Regions from separate parts of the Homo sapiens genome. Here region 2 is linked to region 1. A link is a contact called in ENCODE Hi-C or POLR2A ChIA-PET data. All regions are on one chromosome and are shown on one strand. Each heading gives the region's core, a stretch centred on a gene start or an enhancer-like site at or near the end of the contact. The rest is flanking DNA. Distances are from core to core; before and after follow the strand shown. Region 1 holds the start of POP5 (POP5 ribonuclease P/MRP subunit). Region 2 overlaps CAMKK2 (calcium/calmodulin dependent protein kinase kinase 2).

Region 1 (7,126 bases), core at 1,630-4,129:
TTCAGTTGCTGTGTCTCAACTAATATTTCTATTCCAAATGACTTGGCTTGCTTAGGGCCCATCATGGGGCCGGGGGTACAAAGCTTCAGGTAGAAGGCTAAGTATTGAAAATTTAGGCCAGGCACAGTGGCTCACCCTTTAATCCCAGCACTTTTGGAGGCCAAGGTAGGCCGATCACTTGAGGCCAGGAGTTCAACAGCAGCCTGGCCAACATGGCAAAACCCCGTCTCTACTAAAAATACAAAAATTAGCCAGACGTGGTGGTGCACGTCTGTAATCCCAGTTACTTGGAAGGCTGAGGTGGGAGAATTGCTTGAACCCAGGAGGCGGAGGTTGCAGTGAGCCGATACTGGGCCACTACACTCCAGCCTGGGTGATAGACTGAGACTGTCTCAAAAAAAAAAGTTTAACTAGTACCACATAGGGAGTCAGTCTTCCCACCAAGGCTAGGGATAGAGAGAGAACAGAGACTTGGCCAAGCATGGACTCCATAAGCCCTTTCTGTAATATAAGTATGCTAAATGCCACGGAAACCAGATACATTTATTAAATCTACTCTTAGCCAAGCAATAAAGATGTCTACAGAGTTCACAACCTGCAACACTTCACCAGGGAATGCTAGGTAAAGGCAACTTCAGTTTAACTGAGTACTCCATTTCAAGTGGGTAATGTCTGCTGGTTGGCAGCTATCCAGTTTGGAAAACTGTGGAAGATGCTGTTGCTACCCAGATTGTTCTGTTCAACAAGTGGGCCTGAAGCCTGAGCAGTGTAGCCAGCTGTGTGGGGAGCAGAGGTTCACTCCATTGCTTCTGCAGCCTCCTCACCTGACTCCTCCTCCTCCTCTAATAAGCAGCTTCTTGTCACAGACTTCTGGATAGCTTCCCGCTCTCCTGGAGAAGGCAGATAACAGGGATGAAAGATATCTTTGGGAGTGATTTCTTCAGCTTAAGGTCAGTCACTGCTCAGTGGGCACTGGGCTAGTGTTGCTTACCTTCATCAGTGCAGTTCTGCAACAAGATCAACAGCTGTCTCCTGTTGTACTGAATTAGGAACTTCTGACATGTTCTTATTGTACCTGGCATATGAGTTACTGTGGTCAACAGCTTGTGAAAGATCTCGACCTTACAGACTTTCAGAGGTAGGGGGAAGTGTCTTGTTAGCGGGACAGCAGCAAGACCCACCCACCAGTTTAGACTGAACTGTGAACGTGTCACCAATTGAAAATCAGTAGCCATACCACCTCACTCCTACCTCCCACATGTAATGTGTTGAAAAAGCATGGGTAACGGTGTCCTTTGTTCTCCAAGTATGTGATGAAGGGAAGAGCTGACCACACAAGCTGATAGAATTCTTTTCTGCATCGAAGTAGCACTATTCCAGTATAGGCATTGAGATATCGAACTACAACAGGAAAGAAAAATCATTTTGGAAAACTTTTGCTCTGTGTGGTGGCTCACGCCTGTAATCCCAGCACTTTGGGAGGCTGAGGCGGGCAGATCACTTTAAGTCAGGAGTTCGAGGCCAGCCTGGCCAACATGATGAAACCCCGTCTCTACTAAAAATACAAAAATTAGCTGGGTGTGGTGGTGCGCACCTGTAATTCCAGCCACTCAGGAGGCTGAGGCATGAGAATCGCCTGAACCCAGGAGGCAGAGGCAGCAATGACCCCCGATCTCGCTGCTGCACTCCAGCAGCCTGGGCAACAGCCAGACTGTCTCGAAAAAAGGAAAACTTTGGAGTAACAGAGCCTACTATGTGCCAAAAGTATGTTGTAGGCAAGTGGCACGTAGATCTATCAGCGAGTAAAAGAGAAAAGCCAAAACACCCACTGTGTTGCACACCACTCAGAACTGGTGAATGAATTTAGAATTGAAAATGCTTTCTAATTCACTAGTTAATTCAATAAATAGGAGCAGGTAGGAGGCGATCCGTTTTAATTTAGGAAAAACCCCCACAAAACCCTTGCCTGAAAAACAGGCTGTTTTACTGCATTTGGGCTCCGTAATTATTGTAGCAGTCAGCTCTCAGTCTCACCTGACTTAGGAGAGTTAAGTCTATCTGCATTTAACTCTCCAGAAGTCAATCTCAAACAAGGTTAAAGTGGGAACTAATTTAAGTGGTGTGAAAGAAGGGCCCCTCTGTCCTAGCTCATCCTGTATTTACATATATTGACAATCATGTGTTCTGTACTTTACCAACTATTTAAGGGCTTTCCCGGAGTACTTTTGACAATTTTTTTCCATATGATGTTAATGTAATCGGTCATATAATAGCTCTTACTAGGAAGTATACACAGCTTCCCTCATTTAATTCTCTACCCTATCAAATTCAATCACAACCAATTACAGAAATTACCTGTCAAGCAGGTAAAAAGAGGCTTCTAGCTCAAAGCCCCACTGCCTTCGGGCCCCTCCTTTTAGCGCTCTGCTAATTTCGGACTCTCGCTTGGGGTCCCAGGCGCTTAAAGAGATACCTTACAAAAAACGGTGCACGGGCTTGGCCACTCGTGCCCCTTCTTTCTTCCTCCGGCGCCTGCCCCCTCCACATCCCGCCATCCTCCCGGGTTCCCCTCTTCCCCCAGCGCCCTTGCACCCGCGAAGCCGATGGAGCAGGCGGCTGCGCCGAAAGTTCCGTGCACCCTGGCGATCGTGTCCCGTACGAGGCTGCTCAGAACTCGGTCATCGAGGCTTAGGCGGCAGCGGGGGTCGTCAGACACCAGTTCGCAGAGCAGGTACCTGCGGCAGGCGAGAGGAAGGTGGACACTAGCGGGGCCGCGAGGACCCAGCAAGGCACTGGGAGGGTCTGGAAGGGAATGCTTACCTGTGCTTGAACCGCACCATGGCTGCCTCCGCGCTCTCCGGTCCGGCGTGCAAACCGGATGTGAATTCTGTCCGCTGCCAATGGGAAGCTTGCTTCCGCAGCCTTTCAGCCATTCAGAGAAGGAGACAGGATATTAGGGCGGAGCTAGAAAGTTGAGAGGCCGAAGTCTGTCAGCTCTCTCAAGCCCCGCCCAACTGCGTTTGTAAGCGCGCATGCGTCCTGCGGAGGGTCACTGACTAGTTTGAGGGCTGAACCCCGGGATGGAGCGCCTTGCAGCTGTAATGGATGGTTCTGTTGCACACTGAAGTTTACAATAGTGTGTAGGATGTAGCCGCTACCCTTGGGGCCCTGGGAACCTTGCACCACAGTTATGTATGCGAGTATATTCTCTCCCCAAGGTGAACGGTGGAGCTTTTGAGGGCAAGACCCTGCACCTCACAGCCCAGGCATTGACAAACGGGAAATCGGACTTTTATTTTCAGGTTTGAGCTCAGTTTAATTCTTCCATACAGCTAAATATGCTATTGCTGTTTGGGCCTTTCAGCAATCTTAGGGAGGCGAGTGTGCCGTCTCGTTTTTTGCTCGCAGAAACAATACGTGGTCATTGTATTTTCCATTTCCGTTTACCTTTTTTTTTTGACAGAAAAGCACAAAGAAGCAAATAAATTATAATCCCAGCACTGAGAGAGAATAACTGTTGTCGTGTAGTGTGTTTTCTTCTGTCATTTTCTCCCTGCGCCAGTGGTTCTCAAAGTGCCGTCTGGGGACCACTGAGATTTCCTAAATTCACTCGATTTGGGAGTCCCCGAAGTCAAAATTACTTTCATAATAATGCTAAGATGTTACTTGTCTTTTTCATTCTCTCTGAGTGAACAGTCAAGTTTTCCAGAGGCTGCTTGACGTGATGACGTCACTGCTCTAGGAATTGTGTATTGTTTTTTAAACGTTTCTCAACTTTAATGTCCATAGTAAATATAACCCACAAAACTAAAAGCTCTTGGGCACCCTCAGTAACGTGTGTAAAGGGGTCCTGAGACAGAGAAAACAGCTTGAGAACTATGCCCTCTGTTAAATTATGTTTTTTCTTTTATTTTTAAGTATTTTAAAAAAAATGTCTTATGGGGTATTACATAAAGTACATATTCTTAAGTGTATTCATCTCAATGAATTTTTACATATGGATAGACTTCTATAACCACCTCCAAGATTAAAATAAAGAGCATTTCCAGTATCCCAGAAGGTTCCCTGAGCCCTCTTCCAGTCAAATTGCTTACTGCTATCAGCCACTATTACCACTTCTACCCTGCTAGATTAATTTTGCCTGTTCTTAAACTTTATATAAATGCAGCCAGGAGGCTGGCTGCAACCTCTGCCTCCTGAGTTCAAGCGATTCTCCTGCCTCAGCCTCCCGAGTAGCTGGGATTACAGGCACCTGCCACCACGACCAGCTAATTTTTGTATTTATTTATTTAGTTTTTTGAGACGGAGTCTCACTCTGTTGCCCAAGCTGGAGCACGATCTCAGCTCACTGCAACCTCTGCCTCCTGGATTCAGGCGATTCTCCTGCCTCAGCCTCCCAAGTAGCTGGGACTACAGGTGTGTGCCACCACAACTGGCTAATTTTTGTATTTTTAGTAGGGACAGGGTTTCCCCATGTTGGCCAGGCTGGTCTTGAACTCCTGACCTCAGGTGATCCACCCACCTCGGCCTCCCAAAGTGCTGGGATTACAGGCGTGAGCTACCACGCCTGGCCATTTGGCTATATTTTCATGTCAGCTCTTCAGCGACAATACTGTTTTTTAGCTGTGCAGTATTGCATTGTTTGGACGTACCATTGTGAAGTTGGTCAGTATCCCTTTGGTAGACGTTTACATTATTTCTAGATTTTCTTGTTATACCCAATACTTTGATGCATGGCTTTGTAGCTTAGTCTTTATGCCCATCCCTGATTATTTGTAGAAGTGTCTTGGCCTTGGCTGGTCCTGTGAGGTCCGTAATGGGGGCAGCTTTCACAACCTATTTTTGCAAGATCTGGAATGAGTTCTGAATTTTCCCATCTCCCACTCTTCTTGGCCACCTTAAAGGAGGGATGTGGGGGAAGGTAGGGAAGAAAAGAATAGGAAGAGGGAACGCCGTGGCCCTGCCAAGGGACCAGTGACAGTGACGGCACTCCCCACCCAAGAACAACTTTTCACCAGAAAGTGTCTGCGACATCCTCCTTTGGCCAACAGGGGGCGCCAGAGGTCCGCAGTGCGCGGAGAGAGCAAGACACCCCCAACTCCTGAGCGCTCCACCCCTCATAGAAATTTCACTCCTCCCAGCCTTCATTTCAACAGCAATGCTTCGCCCATTTTATAGATGCAGTTGGGGCTCAGACCAAAGCCTCGTATCCAGTTAGGAGCAGGATCAGAATTCGAACCCAAAGCCAGCTGACTCCTTGTTCTGGTCAACACGGTTGGTGCTCTCCCGTGCAGGATTTCACTCGTCCATTTAGTGTAATAAGATGGAGAGACGACAGATGGAGGTTCGATTCGCTACTCCGTCATTTACTGGCCCGGCCAGGTGCTGTCAGGAGGGTTAATTCATGTCTCAGATCTTAGTTTCCTCATCTGTGCAATGGGATAACAATGGTTCCTCCCTCGTGGGTGGATATGAAGTTTAAGCGGGGTCATGTGGACAAAATGCCTGGCACAGCGAGTGCATAGTAAGCCCTTTTTTTGTTTTTGTTTTTTTTGTTTTGTTTGTTTTTTGAGACTGATTTTTAAGACTGTCTTAAAAACAAGAAAAGAAAAAAGAAAATATAGCCAAACAACAGGAATTTTTTGAGACAGTTTTTTGCTCTGTCGCCCAGGCTGGAGTGCAGTGACGCCATGTCGGCTCACTGCAGCCTCTGCCTCCCGGGTTCAAGCAATTCTCCTGCCTCAGCCTCCAGAGTAGCTGGGATTAAGGCGCCTGCCACGACGCCCGGCTAATTTTGTATTTTTAGTAGAGATTTCACCATGTTGGACAGGCTGGTCTCAAACTCCTGACTTCAAGTGATCCGCCCGCCTCGGCCTCCCAAAGTGTTGGGATTACAGGCGTGTGCCACCGCCCTCGGCAAGTAAACGCTGTTCTGAACAAATGATTTACTTTTCCCCCACAGGCACAGCCCCGGGAGGAAGCACATTGGCACGGCCCGCGGCCTCCCAGTCTTGGACCAGGCCCGGCCCCTTCTGGCCCAGGAGGGTGCAGACGCCGGCGGTGGCCGGGCGGGCGGGCTCCCCGCGGTAATTAGCGCGCGCCGGCTCGGGCTGCGCCAGCCGCTAATTATAAGTCTCCTAATGAGGCCGGCGGCTGTTTGCAATCACCCGGGTCCCCGCTGCGCGGCGCGGGAGGCTGCGGGGGAATCCGCCCGCGGAGGCATGGAGGAGGAGCGGCCGTCTTCCCCGGGGCCCGGAGATCCGCTGGACGGCGACGGGGTGTGCCCCGGCCGTGCCCGCCGCCGGAATGCCGGCCGCGAAGGGGCAGCGGCGGGGGCTCACACCCCAACCCCTCCTCGGTTCTCTCCCCAGCCGGGCCGCAGAGCCATTATCCTCCCCAGGTGAGGAAGCCGATGAGGCTCTGAGAGGTGAGCTCACCCAGGTGCGACATCACAACTCACCCAGGTGCACAATAGAGCCCAATCCACGTCTGTCTGACCCCAGCCTGTGCCCTTAGCCGAGTCAGGTATCCCCTGGATCAATGGGGTGGTCACTGTTGTCATTACTGTTAGCATTATTACAGTCGTCCTGGGACTTCTCAGATTCCTTTTTTTTTTTTTTTTTTTTTTTTTGAGATGGAGTCTCCCTCTGCCGCCTAGGCTGGAGTGCAGTGGCGCGATCTCAGCTCACTGCAACCTCTGCCTCCCGGGTTCAAGCGATTCTTCTGGCTCAGCCTCCCCAGTAGCTGGGACTACGGGCACGTGCCACCTCGCCTGGCTAATTTTTTATATTTTTAGTAGAGACAGGGTTTTACCGTGTTAGCCAGGATGCTCTCCATCTCCTGACCTCGTGATCCACCCACCTTGGCCTCCCAAAGTGCTAGGATTACAGGCGTGAGCCACCGCGACCGGCCTTTTTTTTTTTTTTTTCTGAGACAGGATCTCACTCTGTCCCACAGGCTTGAGGGCAGTAGCTCCATCTTGGCTCACCGCAACCTCTGCCTCCTAGGTTCAAGCGATTCTCCTGCCTCAGCCTCCTGAGTAGCTGGGACTACAGGTGCCCACCACTATACCTGGCTATTTTTTGTATTTTTAGCAGAGATGGGGTTTTGCCATGTTGGCCGGGCT
Region 2 (7,126 bases), core at 2,504-5,003, 680 kb after region 1:
ATTCACATTTTACATTTAATTAAACCTCACAACCATCCTATGTGACAGGCAGGGATAAGAGATAACGTGGTGGCCGGGCACGGTGGCTCACGCCTGTCATCCCAGCACTTTGGGAGGCAAGGCAGGGGGATCACCTGAGGTCAGGAGTTCAAGACCAGCCTGGCCAACATAGCGAAACCCCATCTCTACAAAAAATACAAAAATTAGCCGGGCATGGTGGCGTACACCTGTAGTCCCAGCTACTTGGGAGGCTGAGGCATGAGAATTGCTTGAACCCAGGAGGCAGAGGTTGCAGTGACCTGAGATCGCGCCACTGCACTCCAGCCCAGGCAACAGGGCAAGAATCTCAAAGGAAAAAAAGAGCTAAGATGTTTAACAAGCAGAAGCAGAAAGGACACCTGCCAATCAAACCACTGATGTGTACTGGCTGATCTCAGCCCTGGTGAGAGATATGTTATCCCCATTTTACAGATGAGGAAGCTAAGGTTCCAGGAGGTGAACAGGACCCTGATCCCAGGGTCACTGGGAGGAATAAGAGACAAAAAAAATAGAGCCCCAAACAGTGCCTGGTGCACATAGAAAGTGCTAAATAGTCACTATTGCTACTGCTCTTCATTTTGCCAAGTGGCAGGAAGAAGGGTTTTGGCTCGCCTGGACCATGGCCATAGGGTGGCTCTCTGCAGCTGGCCCTGATTCTGCATTTCACACAATTCTGTTTCCCACTATGATGGTTGATACTGAGTGTCAACTTGATTGGACTGAAGGATACAAAGTATTAATCCTGGATGTGTCTGTGTGGGTGTTGCCAAAGGAGATTAACATTTGAGTCAGTGGGCTGGGGAAGGCAGACCCACAATCTAATCAGCTGCCAGCGAATATAAAGCAGGCAGAAAAACGTGAAAGGTGAGACTGGCCTAGCCTCCCAGCCTATGTTTTTTTCCTATCTGGATGCTTCCTGCCCTCAAACGTCAGACTCCACGTTCTTTAGTTTTGAGAGTTAGATGGGCTCTCCTTGCTCCTCAAGCTTGCAGACAGACTATATTGTGGGACCTTGTGATCGTGTAAGTTAATACTTAATAAACTCCCCTTTATATATATAATTATATATATAATTTTATATATATATAATTTTATATATATATAATTATATATATAATTTTATATATATATAATTATATATATAATTATATATATAATTTTATATATAATTTTATATATATATAATTATATATAATTTTATATATATAATTATATATATAATTTTATATATATAATTTTATATATATATATGTATCTCCTATTAGTTCTGTCCCTCTAGAGGACCCCAATCCACCCGCCCACCTCCCTGTGCTCCAGGAAGAAAATAAGACACTTTCCACTTTGCACCCACGCTCAGAATGCTAACTACCCACTGGGTGAGAGCCCTCCCGCAGGCCCTGCTCACAGTACTCGATGCCTTTGATCAGATCCTGGAAGTAGAAACGGGCCTGGTCTTCAGAGAGTGGTTTGAGGGTGGGCACTTCCATCACGGGCCTGAAAGGTCGACACTCATGTGAAACACAAAGCAGACCCGCCAGCCCTTGCCCTCTCTCATGAGCAGAGCCCAGTGGCACCTCACTCAGCTATGCAGCTACAGAAGCTTCTTGCATCACCCCTGCTGGGAGCTGGGACACTCACCCTTGGTTGACCAGTTCGAACACTGTAGGGAAGAAAAGGGTGAAACTGTTACATGGGAAACTGAACATCCATCTCTCTCTGTCCTCCCCACCTCCCAACCACCTCCAGAAACACCAAGAAAGACAGAAACTAGTATTAGAGCTGGGGAGAGGAACAGTCCACTGAACCAAGCTGGCCAAGGTCCTGCTTTGCTAAATTTCCATCAGAAGGCAAAGAACCAGGGATTTCTGACGTCCCCAGGCCCACAGTCTGGCTTGACTTCTAGTGCTCAAATTGGCCCAGGATCCACTGGTCAAAGAAAACACGGCAGGGGGCTGGGCACGGTGGCTCACGCCAGTGTAATCCCAACACTCTGGGAGGCCGAGGTGGGCGAATCACCTGAGGTCAAGAGCTCGAGACCAGCCTGGCCAACGTGGCAAAACCCTATCTCTACTAAAAATACAAAAATCAGCCGGGCGTGGTGGCAGGTGCCTGTAATCCCAGCTACTTGGGAGGCTGAGGCACAAGAATCACTTGAACCTGGACAGCGGAGGTTGCAGTGAGCCAAGATTGCACCCCTGCACTCTAGCCTGGGCAACAGAGCAAGAATGTCCCAAAAAAAAAATTTCTTTGAGATGAAATTTACGTAACATAAAATTACCCATTTTAAAGCGTGCAATTGAGTGGCATTTAGTATATTCACAATTTTGGGCAATCATCACAACTATCTAGTTCCAGAACATTCTCATCACCTCAAAAGAAAACCTCATACCCATTAGCAGTCACTCCCTATTCTTCCCTCCCTCAATCCCCTGGCCACCACCAATCTGTTTCCTGTCTCTATAGATTTGCCTGTTCTGGACATTTCATATAAATGGAATTGTACACTATGTGGCCTTTTGTGTCTGGCTTCTTTCACTTAGCATCATTAGCACGTTTTTAAGGTTCATCCACACTGGTGCATGGATCAGTGCTTCATTCCCTTTAATGGCTGAATAATATTCCATTGTATGGATAGACCACATTTTCTTTGTCCATTCATCTGTTGAGGGGCATATGGACTGTTTCTACTCTTTGGCTGTTGGGAAGTGCTGCAATGAACGTTCGTGTACATGGATATGTTCATGTGTGGATATCTGTTTTTGGTTCTTTTGGGTATATACCTAGGAGTGGAATTTCTGGGTCACGTGGTATAGTTATTTAATTTGATTCTGCTATGACAAGCATAAATTGGAATACAAGGCTGTACTTTAGGAAGTTAAAAAAAAAAAGAGCACAGTCGATTTCAAAATCCAGTGGAGGATGACTCTGGGGTTGCTTGTTGTTCTGGAATCATACACCCACAATGAGATGAGCATGTAATAGAAACCAGAGGGGATACCCCATTTTCCATGATGGGATTATTATGCACTGCATGCCGGTATTAAAACATCTCATGTAACCTATGACTATATCCACCTACCATGTACCCACAAAAATTAAAAAAACTTTTTTTTTTTTTTTGAAATGGAGTCTTGCTCTGTTGCCCAGGCTGGAGTGCAGTGGCACGATCTTGGCTCACTGCAACCTCTGCCTCCTGGGTTCAAGCGATTCTTCTGCCTCAGCCTCCCGAGTAGCTGGGACTACAGGCACCTGCCACCACACCCGGCTAATTTTTTGTATTTTTAGTAAAGATGGGGTTTCACCGTATTGGTCAGGCTGGTCTCGAACTTCTGACATCAGGTGATCCACCCACCTCGGCCTCCCAAAGTGCTGGGGTTACAGGCAAAAAAATTTTTTAAAAATGAAACCAAAGGGTTGTTTCAAAGCTCTCCAAGGGCTGAGGTGGCCAAGGGGAACAGGGAAGCTACTCAGACAAAAAGAAGGCTTAAAGGTTCTGATCAGGAAAAGAACTGAACTCTCCCAGGCCTTCCCCATCTTCAGTTTCATCAACCAGTGTGAGTTAGGGCAGATTTGCTATTGCTTCAGGCTGTAGTTAAAAACAAAGGCAATGCTGCTAAGGTACAGCTTCTACAGACAACCCAGCGCTGGCCCCCTCAGCTCTGGCCTTTCCTGCCTTGGTTATTTAAGTCTTCACTTGCAAGCTTCATGAATTTCTGCACCATCCTCCCACCCACCCAAGCACCATAAATCAGGTGGCATGAGGGAGGGTGGCCTGTTGAAACAGGTCTATTTTCAGTCGCTAACAGTTCAACCACTTTTGGGGCTGAGCAGTGGGTGGGAATTTTTTAACCTCTAGAAATAGAGATCGAGTTTTCTACTTTTTTTTTTTTTTTTTTTTGAGACAAAGTCTAGCTCTGTCACCCAGACTGGAGTGCAATGGCACGATCTCGGTTCACTGCAACCTCCGCTTCCCAGGTTGAAGTGATTCTCCTGCTTCACCCTCCCAAGTAGCTGAGATTACAGGCATGTGCCACCACATCTGGCTAATTTTGTATTTTTAGCAGAAACATGGTTTCACCATGTTGGTTAGGTTGGTCTCGAACTCCTGACCTCAGGGGATCCACCTGCCTTGGCCTCCCAAAGTGCTGAGATTACAGGCATGAGCCACCACACCCAGCCCCCTCCTCCACCTTTTTTTGTTTTATTGAGACAGGGTCTTACTCTGTCGCCCAGGCTAGAGTGCAGTGGCACAATCATAGCTCACTGCAGCCTCAAACTCCTGGCCTCAAGCAATCCTCCCACCTCAGCCTCCCAAGTGCTGGGGTTACAGGCATGAGCCACCGCACCTGGACTGAGTTTTCTGCCCTTTGCATGTCAGGCCTGTAGCTGCAGACCCTTTCTGATACCTACTACCCGGCCTCATGCACTGCCCTGTCTGTCTCAGTCTCACACGGCTGTGGCTGGAAAGTAAAATATAACCGTGTCAGGATTTTCAAAACCACTGGAATCACATACCCCAAATTAGCATGGCTTTCTGCAACTGCCACCTCGAGTTGTGAAAAACTATCCCTGCAGCTGCCCAGCTCAAGCAGATCACGAAACTCTTCTTTGAGGCTTGGACCATGTTCTCTTTATTCTCATTCCACCCGTCAGCTCAAACCCCCCAATGGCTTCCATCACTCTCAGAGTCAAAGCCAATTTTTTTTTTTTTTTTTTTTGAGACAGTCTCACTTTGTTGCCCAGGCTGGAATGCAGTGGCGCCATCTTGGCTCACTGCAACCTCCGCCTCTCAGGTTCAAGTGATTCTCGTGCCTCAGCCTCCCGAGTAGCCAAGATTATAGGTGCACACCCCCATGCCCAGCTAATTTTTGTATTTTTAGTAGAGACGGGGTTTCGCTATGCTGCCCAGGCTGGTCTCAAACTCCTGAGCTCAGGTGATCCACCCGCTCGGACTCCCAAAGCGCTGGGATTACAGGGGTGAGCCACTGTGCCCGATCCAAGTTCTTTACAATGTTGTAAAATACCTTCTGCCACCTGGTCCCTGCTGTTCTGCCCAAATGTCACCTTGGTGAGACATTCCCTGGGGAGCCACTGTATTTCTCCATCCCCCAACCCAAAACTAGCAGCCCCTCGTGTCCTGCTCGGGGTTTTTGTTTTGTTACGGTGTTGTCGCTTTCAAAACCCACGCATCACACTCAGGTGCGCTCCCCAAGGACAGGGGTTTTTGAATGTTGTCCCTGATGAACCTACAGCAGGGTCTGACAAATTGTAACATTTGTTGAATGAACAAAGGCACGCCTCAGAAAGAGCTCAAAGCCATTCTGACCTGGATCTGGGGTCCCAAGTGAGAGAATTACGCTAAGAATGCCATTCTGGGCTAAAATGACTTTTGGCATATTGTGATTTCTGCTGTATCTCCCCAAACTTCATTTATTTGCCTACTATGTTTATAATCTGGCCATACCTATATGCCACATCAATTATTTATTGAATGTTTTTCTTTAAATTGACTCAGTTTTTAATTTTTTAGCCTTGTCCTAGATGATAATATCCATGAAACTATGAGTTTGGGGTGCTGGTTATAGTTTTTCCTATACAATGTTAAATTAAATATAAAATTGTTTTTCTACCTTTTTTCTGTGTACCACCTAGAACAGTGCCCACCATATAGGAGGTTGTCAATATATACATGCTTTGGGAGGCCAATGCAGGAGGATCTCTTGGGCCCAGGCATTTGAGGCCAGGCTGGACAACATAGTGACACTTTGTCTCTAGAAAAATTTTAAAAATTAGCTGGGTATGGTGGCCCATGCCTATAATCCAGCTACTCAGGAGGCTGAGGTGGGAGGATCACTTGAGCCTGGGAGATCAAGGCTGCAGTGAGCTGTGGTCACACCACTGAACTGTAAGCCTGGGCAACGGAGCAAGACCCTGACTCAAAAAAAATAAATACATGCAAATGAATGAATAGGATCAGATAAAGTTCCAGCAAGAACTCCCTTCCACCTGCTGATCCCAACCAGGGGTGTGGCCTCCGGTGGGGCCAGCTGGACCAGGAAAGGGAAAGCTGTCTTTGGTGGAAGGTGCCAGGGCACAGGCTGCCTCGAGAGGACCCCTGGGCATTGGCAGGTGTGGTGCCTGGGTGAGGGTGGCAGAAGAAAAGGGCTTCCTTACCCATGTACAGATGGTCCTCATTGGGGTCATCCAGGACCTTGGCACAGCCACATGGAATAGGCAGGAGACGGATGGCGGGGGAGAAAAAGAGAGAATAGATATGAGCAGGGAGGAGGCAGCATCCACGTGGCTGCGTTTGCCAACAGGAGGGCTGCATTTGGCAGCGTGTTTCCCAGTTAAGATGGAAGATAGGGAAAACCCCCAGAGTGTGAGATCCTAATGGCTATTCGGAAAATAAATGCCTCTCTGTCTGATCCTCGAGGATCTGAACACTCAGGAGGTCGCAAAAGGGAGGGGCCAAAATACTCCCCTGGAAATATCTCATGCTTGAATAAGAATCCAGCCTATCTCCGGCTGGGCGCAGTGGCTCATGCCTGAAATCCCAGCACTTTGGGAGGCCGAGGCGGGCGGATCACCTGAGGTCGGGAGTTCAATACCAGCCTGACCAACATGGAGAAACCCCATCTCTACTAAAAATACAAAATTAGTCCGGTGTGGTGGTGCATGCCTGAGTAATCCACCTACTCAGGAGGCTGAGGCAGGAGAATCGCTTGAACCTGGGAGGCAGAGGTTGCAGTGAGCCACGATCACGCCATTACACTTCAGCCTGGATGACAGAGCAAGACTCTGTCTCAAAAAAAAAAAAAAAAGAATCCAACCCAGCTCCTAGGAGACAACGGTGTTCAGGGTGAAAATTCAAATCCTATCTGGGCTCAAGTGACTCCACGAAGCCTCCCCATTGCCCCTAACCCCACAGGAAATGATGTCTCCCTGCCCAGAACAGCCACAGCACTTTCTCTCTCTCCAAAGGGCAGGCATCAGGCTACATCCACCTTGATTTCCTCGGTGGCGTCCTGTACAGGGCACGGCATACAGAAGGTGCCCAGGGAATATCTGATGAATGAACAAACAG

Evidence for each region. Hi-C counts contacts between places; a loop is a spot of excess contacts on that map. ChIA-PET counts read pairs that join two places held with the same protein, here RNA polymerase II (POLR2A). Pooled maps may share reads with other maps.
Region 2: a pooled map shows a loop between it and region 1 (2.0-fold over the local background). The contact joins the enhancer-like site here to the promoter of POP5 in region 1. A Hi-C loop is called at or near these places in 4 of 50 pooled maps. POLR2A ChIA-PET finds 5 or more read pairs at or near these places in 2 of 52 experiments (H1 and RWPE1).

What each region holds. Positions count from the first base shown.
Region 1 is chr12:120,578,523-120,585,648 of GRCh38, forward strand. It overlaps POP5 (POP5 ribonuclease P/MRP subunit), which reads right to left and starts at 2,880. Exons shown (of 5, transcript NM_015918.4): 1 at 2,821-2,880; 2 at 2,593-2,735; 3 at 1,252-1,401; 4 at 992-1,075; 5 at 242-890. The coding sequence starts at 2,840. The coding sequence ends at 796. RefSeq lists silencers at 5,943-6,312, 6,343-6,412.
Region 2 is chr12:121,254,106-121,261,231 of GRCh38, forward strand. It overlaps CAMKK2 (calcium/calmodulin dependent protein kinase kinase 2), which reads right to left. Exons shown (of 17, transcript NM_001270485.2): 7 at 6,214-6,250; 8 at 1,678-1,699; 9 at 1,445-1,533. Among named protein-coding and RNA genes, the nearest start is that of CAMKK2, 39 kb to the right of the region's middle. RefSeq lists an enhancer at 1,488-1,988. Within about 2 kb of position 3,754, at least 2 of the 41 ENCODE cell types and tissues checked have a DNase peak (open chromatin) inside an H3K27ac peak, as active enhancers do.